Linked DNA regions of Homo sapiens: region 2 is linked to region 1. Evidence: chromatin contacts called from ENCODE Hi-C or POLR2A ChIA-PET data. All regions are on one chromosome and are shown on one strand. The core of a region is the stretch at or near the end of the contact, and the rest is flanking DNA. Distances in the headings are between cores, read along the strand shown.

What was found. A loop is a pair of places that touch in the nucleus more often than their neighbours do. ChIA-PET counts read pairs that join two places held with the same protein, here RNA polymerase II (POLR2A). Pooled maps may share reads with other maps.
Region 2: a map of ascending aorta shows a loop between it and region 1 (5-fold over the local background). The contact joins the promoter of SOAT1 here to the enhancer-like site in region 1. A Hi-C loop is called at or near these places in 1 of 168 maps with a recorded cell type or tissue (ascending aorta), 1 of 37 single-sample maps with no recorded cell type and 4 of 50 pooled maps. POLR2A ChIA-PET finds 5 or more read pairs at or near these places in 2 of 52 experiments (OCI-LY7 and activated B cell).

The regions. Positions count from the first base shown.
Region 1 is chr1:178,929,261-178,936,043 of GRCh38, reverse strand. No RefSeq gene overlaps it. Among named protein-coding and RNA genes, the nearest start is that of ANGPTL1, 62 kb to the right of the region's middle. Within about 2 kb of position 4,026, at least 20 of the 41 ENCODE cell types and tissues checked have a DNase peak (open chromatin) inside an H3K27ac peak, as active enhancers do; they include ascending aorta, where a contact is called at or near this core.
Region 2 is chr1:179,290,840-179,297,233 of GRCh38, reverse strand. It overlaps SOAT1 (sterol O-acyltransferase 1), which reads right to left and starts at 3,437. Exons shown (of 16, transcript NM_003101.6): 1 at 3,298-3,437. RefSeq lists an enhancer at 2,733-3,240 and a silencer at 3,453-3,642.

The DNA.
Region 1 (6,783 bases), core at 2,777-5,276:
AATGCTAATTCAGTTTTTCTGGTACACAGCAGAAAGGGGTCCCCTGCATAGTAATTAGAAAGGTGTGTCTCTGATGGTACATTACTTCAACTGGCATGCTGGTTTTCCCGTCAGTCTACTATGGGAGTTTGGTTGGCAAGAGTCCATTCCTTGAGGCCTGGTCAACGTTGTGTGGGCTGATTACAACATGGGGTTTCTGAAACTTAAAAGTTAAGGGCCCGATCTGGACCCAGGCCTCTACCAAGCCACAGATGACCTTTGAGGCTCCGCTTGATCAGGCAGCCAGCCATGGAACATCATCATGTGGCAACTCCACACCCACAGCTATCATGGCTCCCACTTGCGGACACATTACTTTGTATGTATTTTGTCTTTCTTAAACAACTCCTTGCTCCCATTTCTTCTCCCTCAAATTGTGAGATTTTCTGCTGCAGGGCCTTGTCTCTCCTCTTTCATACATTAAATGTGTAAGATCTTGACCACAGGGACACTCAATATATTGAATGACTTTGTTGGCAAAGATATTTGAAAAGATGATAGGTGCAAATATAATTTATTTATCTTCTTTGGAATCCAGCTGTAAAATACATAGTTAAAATAGAAGCTAAAATGTTCTGTTGTTTGATCTTCAGCTTCTGTCTAAATTGAATTGACTCTCCATCCCATCCTACTTCCTTAGAGACAGACAAGAAACTCCTGTCACCATGCTTTTCTGTACTCTGTCCTACGACTTTGCTTCCATTTAATTTGTCCTCTACTTGTCATTAAGATGTTATTTGGGGCTGATTAGAGTTTGCACCTGTTTCAGTTTATTCCCAATTATATAGTTATAGGTAATCATTATAGCCAGCCACCATTATGGAACTACAAACCTCTCAATCATCCTATTACAGAAAATTTGCTGAATTGGAAAGTCATGGTAACAGGCCAGGCATGGTGGCACACACCTGTAGTCCCTGCACTCGAGTGGCTGAGGCAAGAGGATTACTTGAGCCTAGGAGTTCATGTCTGTAGTAAGCTACAATTGTGCCTGTGAATAGCCATGGCACTCCAGGTGGTGCAACACAGTGAGGCCTCGTCTCCTAAAAAACACATTGAAAAAGGAAACTCATAGGAACAGCAGCAGTAGGCTTACCATGTGGCCTCAGCAGCCCTGGGAGGAGGAGAGTATGCAGGAAATAAGGAGCTTCAGCGAGGGGCACCAAGAGGCAGAATGTTGGTTGCAGTGATGACTAGATGTGTGAGTTTGGGTAAGGCCCTTCAATCAAGACTATTTCCTTACTTACAACAGTGCAGATAACAATCCCTATCTCATAGGACTGGTGTGAGGGTTACATAACATGACACGTGTCAAAGCCACAGCACATTGTCGTTAAATGTCAGTTCCTCCTCTCTTTCTATGTCCAAGACATACAGGGATGGGATGAGGGAGCTCTTGTGTGAAGGCCCTTCCAGTATTCCCAGGACTTGACCTCTATGGAAGGGGTCCAAAAGCATCCTAAATTCCTATCCAGGGGCTCTGCTATAGCTTGGCTCCAAGACATCATGGCATAAACACAAAAAGGAAGAAAAGTCTGTCTGTACAACTTATAGAATAAGAAACTATGAAGTCATGCTTCACTGTCAGAATGAAACAACTTCTGGCTCTTTTGTTAGGAAGTTGCTTATGTCCAACTTACCTGACAAGGAGCCCCAGAGAGAGACCACAGTTCAAACTTGCTTGATTTCACCTTCAGCTGTCTGCTAGTGTCTAACATTTCATAGAGAGAGACGAGAATAGCCACTCTCAATAATGGGTCCCAGCTGACCAAGGGTGCAGAATATTTATGCTGGCGGTTCCCATCTGCTGAGCGGTTACAAGCGCCAGGCCCTGTGCTTTGCATCTTCCACGCATGACCTTATTCAACCTCACAATAAACTTAGGAAGGAGGAGCTTTCTCATGCTGTTTTTGCAGATGAGGAAATACACTTGGGAGGGTAAGTGTGGTGGACAGGAAGAGTTGAGTGATGTGGGCAATTGAACATGGAGGGATAGGGGGCCAGAGTCCCACTCTTCTCCAAGAAGGGTGCCGGGTCATCAGGGAGGGCCAATGCATCCACTGGCAGATCAGTTAATCAGCATTACTAGTCCCAGAGCCTAGCAGAGGGCAGGGCTCCTGGGCACAGGAGACAGAGGAGCCTTCATCCTTCAAAATGCCTCTCAATTGTTTCCTACCTGTGCTCCCACTTTGGGACAGACCCTTGCTCTCTCTCTCCTGGAGAACAGCTGTTTCCTGCCTGGTCTCCCAGCTTCCATTCTCCAATTCCTCCTTCTGGCACTTAAAATCCTGAGCAATTTGGCTCCAACCTACTTTTCCAACTTTATGTGTTGCCACTTCTCAGTGTGAGCTCTTCCCAGCCTCAACTGTATATTTCCAGCTCTTGCTTGCAATTCTTCTCCCCTGGTCCTAAATCCTACCCACCCATGGACTCTCCTCTTCCACGTGGCCTTCCCTGGCCTCTCAGGGCCACAGTGTTTCTCCTGAATACGAAGAACTTTCTTAGTCTAGCATGGGCATCCAGCACATTTATGCAATTCAGGATTGCTTGTGTTAACCACTCTGTTTTGTGTCTGTAGTGAGGCTGTAAAACTCCAGGGACCACATGCAGCACAGTGCAAGGCCTACTGGGAGGCTCTGTCCCGGGAACAGACATTGGAAAAAAAAAAAGGTTATATTTACATGTTGACAGCACATGGATTTCTTCAGCTGAAAACTGTCATTAGCAAGGAAAATTAAAGTAGGAAGCTTGTTCTTTCTTTGAGTTTCATAATAAATCACAAAGTCATTTGCGGAGCTTTTGTGCTGCAGGTTCTGGGCACCAAAACTGCAAGTTACAGCTCTGAAAGCCAGTGTCCACCAGGGCCGAGAATCAGACCAGAGTTTGAATCCTGGCTCCACCTCCTTACTGGGTGACTGTAGGCAAGTTCTTCAACCTCTCCAAATTTTCTGGTTGTAATTCAAGAAGAAGTATCTCTACTATACAGGGTTGTTAAGAAAGAATAAATTAGATAACAATGTATAAAATAAGCTTAGAACCACAACATCAGAACCAATGACTATATGATGAATCAAACTGACTTACTTTCACAAAATGCGTTGGGAACTTAGAATGGTATCGGTAGGAAAGTAGTGAGGACCTGAGGTGGGGTGAACAGGAAAACAGCTGCTCAGTTGCCTTTGCTTAGGATGAGTTTGTGCTCCGGGCGCAGGGATTAGGTGATGAGGAGGTAGTTGCCACTGGACAGGGAAATGTGTTGCTTCTTCCCAGCGACCTCAGGGGACACTCTCCTCACTGACTGTGAGATCCCCTTGGTCAGGGACTGCCTCCCCTTCCCCAGAACCTAGCACAGAGCAGGAGTTCAGCACATACTGGTTTTCATTGAACATTCCCAAGTACTTACTTTCCAAGAATAAAAGAAGCAGTTCTTTCTAGACTTACTTGCTAAGCAAAAAATGGATAATTAAGATGTTGCAAGAAAGTCGCTGGCAAAAGTCCAAGGAGCTGCTTTTCTTAAACCCTGCACGGAGGTGCAGGGGGTGACATATTTTGACAGCTATGACATAGCTCAGGGCAGATGGAAGAACAACAAGTACAAAAGAGAACTTGATTTTGGCTTTGGCCAAAGAGAACTTTTGACTTTGTTTGGCAACTGTTTACTGGATACCATAGTAGCATGCCTTGCCCTAGTGTGGTGTGAGAGCTGCCCCTCAGCCAGTGATGGAGAATGAAAATACTTGAGAGTAAAAGCCTAATTATTTAAAAATACATCAAAACAAAAGCAAAGAGGGAAACAATCTGGCTTCAACGTTTATGAGAGTCCAGAGTCTCTGAAGAAGCTGGTCCTGTTAAGGAATGGAAGACAGGGCCCCAAGGGAGCTGAGGGCGTGGCTGCTTCCCCAGGGCCTGCTGTGGGGGCCAAACTGACCCTGAGAGGCAGTGTGTCAGCTTCACAGCTGACTTGAGAACCAGCGGGGCCCTGGGTCTGGTTTACCACAATAAAGGAACAAAATGTTCCCTTTCTAGCAGAGCCGCTGCTGGTGGGGTTCGGGACAGAGGCGGGTCAGGGCCCTCCGAGATGTAAGGACACTGCTTTGCTTTGCCAGTGAACTCTGGTTTGGTTTGGGGGTATTTCATCTTTAAGGACTGTGAAGGTCCCATTTGTTCCCTGCTTTAATAAAAAATAACACAAGAAATAGGTGTTTCTCTCCCTTATTTTGAGACCACTAATCAATACCATCTGATCATAGTTTTAAAAATTAATAAATTGGGCTACACAAGCAGAAATCTATTTTTTAAGCTATATTATTTCTTACCAGCACATGTAAAATTCTTAAAGGTGGCTGATGTTTTTCCCCCTTTCTTCTTCCTCTTTTTCCCTCCTTCTTTCCTCCCTCCCTCTCCTCTCTTTTTTCTCCTTTCTCTCCTTTTTTCTTCTTCCCTATCTTTCTCCCATTTTTCTTTTTTCTTTCTTAAAAGTCCAGAAGTAAGGCTCTTGTAGGGTTAGTTCAGTAGCACAAGAAAATCATTATGGGGCTAGGTTCTTTCCATCTTTCCCTTCTGTTCTCTGAGGACCAGCTTTGCTCAAGGGCCAGCCTTTATCTTGGTCATAAGATGGGATGCCCAGTTCTAGGCATCACATGACAACACCTGAGTTGGTAAAGAAACATCAGTCAAAAGACTATAGGGGCCGGGTGCGGTGGCCCATGCCTGTCATCCCAGCACTTCGGGAGGCTGAGGCGGGTGGATCATCTGAGCTCAGGAGTTCGAGACCAGCCTGACCAACATGGTGAAACCTCGTCTCTACTAAAAATACAAAAATTAGCCAGGTGTGGTGCTGCATGCCTGTAATCTCAGCTACTCAGGATGCTGAGGCAGAAGAATCACTTGAACCCGGGAGGTGGAGGTTGCAGTGAGCTGCGATCGTGCCATTGCACTCCAGCCTGGTCAACAAGAGTGAAAAAAAAAAAAAAAAAGAAGGCTATAGTGAGTGGTGGGGACTGTAGTGAACTGGAGAGGAAATGGCCCTATTTAACACATTCAAATACAAAACCATTTTTTCTTTTTGTAGTTTCAAAATATTTTGTTATTGTTAGGGAGGGGGAAAGGGAATTATGGATGTTTTCAAATAATCCTTTTGCGAGTAACTACACTGTTGCAAGCAGTCAAAACACTGTTAATGTTCCAATTTTGCAGAAGTCAGCATGGAACTTCAGGGGAGGTTAGGTGATCTGCCCCAGATGGAACTGTTACAGGAAAGGGGTCCTGATCCAGACCCCAAGAGAGGGCCCTTGGATCTTGTGCAATAAAGAATGCAGGGCCAGTCCACAGAGTAAAGTGAAAGCAAGTTTACTAAGAAAGTAGAGGAATAAAGAATGGCTACTCCATAGACAGAGCAGCCCCGAGGGCTGCTGGTTGCCCATTTTTATGGTTATTTCTTGATGATATGCTAAACAAGGGGTGGATTATTCGTTATTCATGCCTCCCCTTTTTAGACCATATAGAGTAACTTCCTAACATTGCCATGGCATTTGTAAGCTCCCATGGCGCTGGTGGGAGTGTAGCAGTGCGGATGACCAAAGGTCACTCTCATGGCCATCTTGCTTTTGGTGGGTCTTGGCTGGCTTCTTTACTACAACCTGTTTTACAAGCAAGGTCTTTATGGCCTGTATCTTGTGCCGACTCCCTATCTCATCCTGTGATTTAGAATGCCTTAACCATCTGGGAATGCAGATGACCAGTAGGTCTCATTTTACCCAGCCCCTACTCAAGATGGAGTTGCTCTGGTTCAAACACCTCTGACAGAATGGGAGTAAAGGCATTGTCAGCCCCAGGCTCTCTCTGCTGCTTCATGGCTGCTCAGAAAACTTGCTGCTGCCCAGGTGTGAGCTCTACCTCCTTTGCAAGATCCTGAGCTTCCTAAGGGTTGGGTGGTGTCTTCTTTTGTGCCCTCCCATCCCCCAACTCATATAATCATGATATCGAAGGGACCCCATTCACATTCACGCAGAGCTCAGGATGGATCCTCTGATGCTTCCCTTTCTAATCCAATTTTTAATTTATGTGTTTTAATAAGTCCTCCAGGGATTCTGTTGCCCTCTAAAGTTTGAGGACCACTGTTCAAAAGTCTCTGTAATGCTTATAGACCAACAATCTAAATATTGGTTCTCAACCTGAGCTAGATATTCAGGTCACCTGGGGGAGCTTTCAAAAATTGTTAATGCCTGGATCCTAGCCTGGCCTCCCACCCACAGATTCTGATAGAATTGGTCTGGTGTGCAGCCTGAGAACTGGGACTTTTAAAAACTCGCTAGGTGATTCTAAATTGCAGCCAAACTTAAGAACCACTGATCTAAATAAAATATGAAGGGAGACAACTGCACTGTAAACAAATGAAAGATTAAGTGGAAATCCAAAAGTGAGATGCACACTGACAAAAAATGAAAAAAAAAAGGCTAACATGAAAGATTAAACTCTAACAATAGAAGTATAAGGGAAGAGAGATTATTTGGTTTAGGCACTACTGGAGGTATTTCTCTTCCATATTTAAAGGAGCCTGGAAAGCTCATGACTGCCTTCAGGAACAGGTGTATGTACTGATGGTTTCTAAATTGCTGTGGATTAGTGTTACTGGAAAAATCCTCTTTACTGCTTCAAAATGCACAGCTCAGTATGTTATGAAACACTCTCATCATTTGATATGTTCTCCTAACTGTCCTTTTCCCTTTTCTGTGAGTTCAGAGA
Region 2 (6,394 bases), core at 2,188-4,687, 360 kb before region 1:
CCAGTAAGTTGAGGAAGTGAAAACAGTGATCATAAGACTAGTCTCTCAAGAGGTCTAGCAGTGAAGGAATCTCTAGCGTTTAGGAAGCAGGTAACAAAGTGCTGAGTGCAGTAGGTGTAGCACATATCTCATTTAACATGTCCATTTTTAAAGATGCAGGAGATTCAGAAATGCTAACAAACTTGTTCAAAGTCACAGGTAACATAAAGCTATTCCCCCCCAGGTAACAAAGCTAAGTAGACAGCTATTTATACAACACACTGATTGAAAAAGAATTTCTTAAGAATCTAATCTGTGCACGCAATTACATAATGTTCAGTGTGATAAGCATCTAACTTATCTTAAGAAAGCAAAACAAAAAGAAATGATTTGAGAAACAAATGAACTTGGAAAGACATGTCAACTTTAGCCTGCCTCCGTGTTCCCATTAATACAGCTTTCAAAAGAGCCCATAAATCTGTATCACAAATACTGAGTGCCTACTCCAGGTAAAGAACTTTGCCACATCACCCTTAGATTCAGTGGTGGAAAGGGGACACAACTGTGGATAGAATTTACAATCCAGAGCAAAAAAAATTTCCCTCTGGCACCCAAAGGTTGGCCCTAACACAACGCTACAACTTTTACATATCACAGAACTAGGTCTTTAAGTAATTAGCAAAACTAAAGAACAAGAACAAATTCTCATTTACATCTGTATGGTTAGTATAATCTCTTATTAACCAATGTGGCAAAAAAAATGCAAAACAAAGCCATCCTCTTAGAAAAATAGAACTTGGCTGGTCTTTGTTAAAAACTTTTTCCCATAGGAAAAAGGGACTCTTCCCTGGTTAATACAGTAGTTCTCCCATATCCATGGGGGATACGGTCCAAGACTCCCAGTGGATGCCTAGAACTGTGAATAACAGTGAACCCAATACACGTTGTTTTTTCCTATACATACCTATTATAAAGTTTCATTTACAGGCTGGGCACAGTGGCTCACGCCTGTAATCCCACCTCTTTGGGAGGCCGAGGCAGACCGATCATCTGAGATCAGGAGTTTGAGACCAGTCTGGCCAACACAGTGAAACCCTCCCTGTCTCTACTAAAAATACAAAAATTAGCCGGGTGAGCTGGGCGCGGTGGCTCACGCCTGTAATCCCAGCACTTTGGGAGGCTGAGGCGGGTGGATCACCTGAGGTTGGAAGTTCGAGACCAGCCTGACCAGTAAGATCTGATCAGTCTTTACTAAAAAAAAAAAAAAAAAAAAAAAAAAAAAAAAAAATTAGCCGGGCGTGGTAGCACATGCCCGTAATCCCAGCTACTTGGGAGGCTGAGGCGGAGAATCGCTTGAACCCGGGAGGCGGAGGTTGCGGGGAGCCGAGATCGTGCCATTCCAGCCTGGGCAACAAGCGCCAAACTCCATCTCAAAAAAAAAAAAAAAAATTAGCCGGGCGTACTGGGACACGCCTGTAATCCCAGCTACTTGGGAGGCTGGGGCATGAATATCCCTTGAACCTGGGAGGCAAAGTTTCAAAAAGTTAGGCACAGTAAGAGATTAACAATATACTGTATTAAAATTCACTTGAACATGGTATCTCTCGAAATGTCTTATTGTACTCTGTTTCGCACCTCAGGTAGCTGAAACTACAGAAAGCAGTTAAGTGGGGATCACTGTATTTCTCATTCAAAAGTTCCTTCCTCTGTCCACCAACTTATTCATTCTTTCTCTGGGCCAAGTGCTGGACCAGACCCTGAAAATTACAACAGGCTAAACCAGCCTTCATGAAATGCACTAGCAGAGGAAACAAAGCAACTAATTCATTACAATTAATGATCAACTTCTGCTAAGGAGAATAAAGAGTTCATGGAGGGCTTAATGGGGATGGGGTGATTTCCAGAGGAAGTGATATGTGGGCTGATATCTGAGGCAGGTATAAGAGTTGGAGGGAGGGAGAGAATACAGCATTAGAGGTGGAGGAAACTCCTAAAAGCCAAGAGAGGAAAGAAAATGAAGCTTTCCAGTAACAAAAATAAAGCCAGTGTGGCATGAACCTGGAAAGCCAGAAGGAAAGTGGGCCAAATGAACCAGAGATAGAGTGTGCTCACTCAGTAGGTCTTTATCCTAAAAGACTGCGAAACCTCAGATGCATTCTAAGCATGTGATTCACTAAAACACGTGCATTTCTAAACGATAATTCAGTGCCACAGAGCTCCTTCCAAAACCCATTCTCACACCCAGACAACGCACAGACTTCCTTAACAAGTCATTCACTGACACCGCCCAACTTTTAAAAAGAAAAAAAAAAAGCTTCAAATTGAATTCTACTTCAAGGAAGAGGAAATCAAGCAGGCTGAAAAAAAGAAAAAAGTGGTTTAAACAGGTGGCAGCCACTTAAATATTAAAAAGTGACCAACAGGCCAGGCGCGGTGGCTCACGCCTGTAATCCCAGCACTTTGGGAGGCCGAAGCGGGCGGATCACTTGAGGTCAGGAGTTTGAGACCAACCTGGTCCAACATGGTGAAACCCCGTCTCTACTAAAACTACAAAAATTACCTGGGCGTGGTGGCGCACGCCTGTAATCCCAGCTACTCAGGAGGCTGAGGCACAAGAATCGCTTGAACCCGGGAGGCAGAGGTTGCAGTGAGCCGAGATTGCGCCACTGCACTCCAGCCTTGCGACACAGCGAGACTCCGTCTCAAACAAACAAAAGTGACCAACGAACTTAACCTAAATATATATACGGAGAATAAAGTTTATATAGTTGTTTCTCACTTAGAAATAACCTTTCAATATACATATTATTTAAATTACATGACCATTAACACTTAGGGAAAACAGAAACTTACCTACATCCTAATATTTTACAATAAAACATGAGCTTGATTAAAGGTTCTGGTGCCCCTACAGATTTTCATGTCTTGCTAATACCATCCTTCCCTTCACACATTTTCTCTAAATCATTAAAAAGCTGACTTCCTGAGTGCATTTTTGGTTTCGCTTTTTAAAGAATAAAACGTCTTCTAATTCCTAACTTTCTTTACTACTGACTTGAGAGATGCCACGAGATTTGCGGAACACCAAACCAGCGTGCAGGGTTTAAAAGGCTGCCCGTGACCCGGGCGCCTGACGGTAACTTTCCCGCCCTCCCCTCCCCAACTCCCCTGCAGTCGCCGAGCCTCGCCTTCTCCGCAGCACAGCCCAGGACAAGGCCGGGCCGGAGCTGCTGCCGCCACCGCTTCTCCCTTCCCCGCGGGCTGAGGCCGGTGGACCCAAGCGGGAAGCGAGGAGAGGCGCGGGAGCACCACCGTTACCTGAGGCCCGCGCCCGGCAGCGGGCACTTCGGCCAAGAGGGCAGAGCCGGGAAGCGGTCACAGAGCAGCCAGCAGGAAGGTCGACTCCGGGAAGCTCTCCTGGCGCCCAGGGCCCGCAACGTCGCCTGCTAAGCTAAAGCGCCGGACAGCCCGGCCCCTACGCCCCCTGCCTCCGAGCACCGCTGCGTCACGCGCAGGGCCACCTCCGGCTGAGCATCCTATTGGTGGTCCCCAGGTTGCCAGGCTCCGCCCACCTCCCCGCCCCTTCCCGGGCGCGCGGGTCCCCGGCGCCAGTGCTCGCAGGCTGGCCCTGGCAACCTGCCAAGGAAGCTTCTCACCCGGACATCATGATACCGGCGACAACATCTTGCTTGACACTTCCACCCCAGCAGTAGAATGTGCAGCCAAAACGGGACTGCGACAACTCCCTGCAAGCCCGAAACGGCACCCTGCGTGGTAGCATGGAGCTGCAGGGGCGTTTGGCTCCTAGGCCGACTGGAAGAAGCCGCTTCTGGAGCTGTGGATCATTGCAGTTTGAACTGACCATCCAGGAACAACGTAGAACTAGCCAGAAGCAAGAATCGCTGGCTTATCTGCACACCAAGATTCGTGCCTTTATCAGGAGATTCCTTACCGTTTGAAAACCAGCGTCCTTCAGCAACATTCAAACTAGATAAGGGGAAAAAACCTGCACCAAATAATAAAACACACCAAATAATGGAACAACTAAGTAATATTTAAGGGCCCTTGAGGCCAGGTGCGGTGGCTCACGCCTGTAATCCCAACACTTTGGGAGACCGAGGTGGCTGGGTCACCTGAGGTTAGGATCGAGACCAGCCTGACCAACATGGTGAAACCCCGTCTCTACTAAATACAAAAAATTAGCCGGGCTTGGTGGCGCGCGCCTGTAATCCCAGCTATTCGGGAGGCTGAGGCAGGAGGATTGCTTGAACCCGGAAGCCAGAGGTTGCAGTGAGCCTAGATTGTGCCATTGCACTCCAGCCTGGGCAATAAGAGCTAAACTCCTTCTCAAAAAAAGTTTTAAAAATAAAATAAACAAAGGGCCCTCGTGACTTCATAATCAAAAGAAGAATGATGCAGAGAGATTTGGGACAGAGATTAAATACAACAGTTAATCGCTTGGAATTTGTGAAGGCAGAGGTGTACGTAAATTTAGGGTAAAGGTAGGTGAAAAGGCAATGATGAGAGGAGCAGAGACTGAAGAGTCGCACTCACAGCCTGCAAACTAATACCAGCTAGCCTGGCCTGACTAATCGCTTCTTCCCCACTCCTCCCCAGGACAAAAATCCCTGAACAAACAGATGAGGTTTAGCAGAACTGACTACTCTCTGGGTCCTTTAAACAAAGTGGATTTGTACACGTTCCCTTGGCCACCCAGCAGGCTGCACTGTTCACTCAAAGCAGAAATGGCCCTCAGCATCCAGTCGAGTTTAGTACTGGCTGTCATTGGCAGATCTGCTCCGTTTGGCCTCTTCTACAACTGTGATTGCCACGTGTGCTGACTAGTTGGTGACAGGGTCTGGTAGACCCCCAGCTGCTTCCCCTCCCCACTCCCACTAGTTATAGAGCAGTAGGAACATAGGCACTCATTTCTATTGGGTCTCTGTTGGCTACCTTCTATATACACCAAGATGACTGGCCTTTTCACTGTTTGATTCATTCATTCAAAAAATATTGATAGTATTCTTGGTGCTAGAAATACAGTGGTGAATAAACAGAAGAAGCCCCTGCACTTAGAGGCTTATGTTCTGCAGGACTAGGTATGAAAGGAAACAAACAGGTGGCTCAAGCCTATAATCCCAGCACTTTGGGAGGCTGAGGCAGGAGGATCACTTTGAGGCCAGGAGTCCAAGACCAGCCTGAGCAACATAGTGAGACTCCCTCTCTACAGAATTTAAAAACAACAACAACAACAACAACAATGACAACAAAATTTGCTGGGAATTGTGGCAGGCCCCTATGGTCCCAGCTACTCGGGAGGCTGAGATAAGAGGATTGCTTGTGGTGGGGGATGGGGGGTGAGGGACGGAGGATGCAGTGAGCCAAAAAATCATGCCACTGCACTGCAGCCTGGTCAACACAGTGGGACTCTGTCTCAAACAACAAAAGCTTATGTTTCTAATGAAGAATATAAATAATAAAACGAATAGATGAGATAATCACTGGCAGTGATAAGTACTGAGCAGAAAACAAAACAGAATGGTCAGGGAAGGATTTTCTGAGGAGATAATTCAGGAGCTAAGACCTAAATGACAAGAAGGAGCCAGCCAAGCCAACCATGGGGAGGAAGAACATTCTAGACAGAGGATAATGGGTGTCAAGGCCCCGATGCTGAACTGTGGCTGATGCTGAAGCGTGGCTGTTTGAGGAACAGGCCAGGAGGCTTGAGCATGTCAAATAGGGGTTTGAAGTTGAGTTTGGAGCATTAAGCAGGAACCTAATCACGTTGTTTGGATTTATCTGTTAAGTGCAAAGGCAAGATAATGAAGGGTTTGGGTTTTTGTTGTTTTGAGATGGGGTCTCACTCTGTCGCCCAGGCTGGAGTGCAGTGGTGCAATCAGGGCTCACTGCATCCTCTACCTCCCCAGGCTCGCTAAGTCATCTTCCCACCTCAGCCTCCCTAGTACCTGGGACTACAGGTGGGCGTCACCACACCAGACTAATTTTTGTATTTTTTGTAGAGACAGGGTTTCGCTGTGTTGCCCAGGCTGGTCCTGAACTCCTGGGCTCAAGTGATCCTCCCGCCTCAGCCTCCCAAACTGCTGGGATTACAGGCATGAGCCACGTGCCCGGCCATTGGTTTATTTTTTTTTTTAAATCAACCTATTTTATAGAGAATGACTTGAAGGGAGCAGCAATGGAACAAAAAGGAGCCGAAGAACAATACAAAGTTATTGGGCAAGTTCAGGGGGTAGATGGTGGTACCTGGACTAGGCTGGTTGGTGTGGAAATAGAAATTGAAAGATTTCAGGATATTTTCCCGAGGTGCAGGTGTGAAGAAAGGTAGTAAACGAGATGACTCCCAGGTTGTTTCCTTAAGCAATTGAGAGGATGGGGATACCATTTAGTGCAAGGG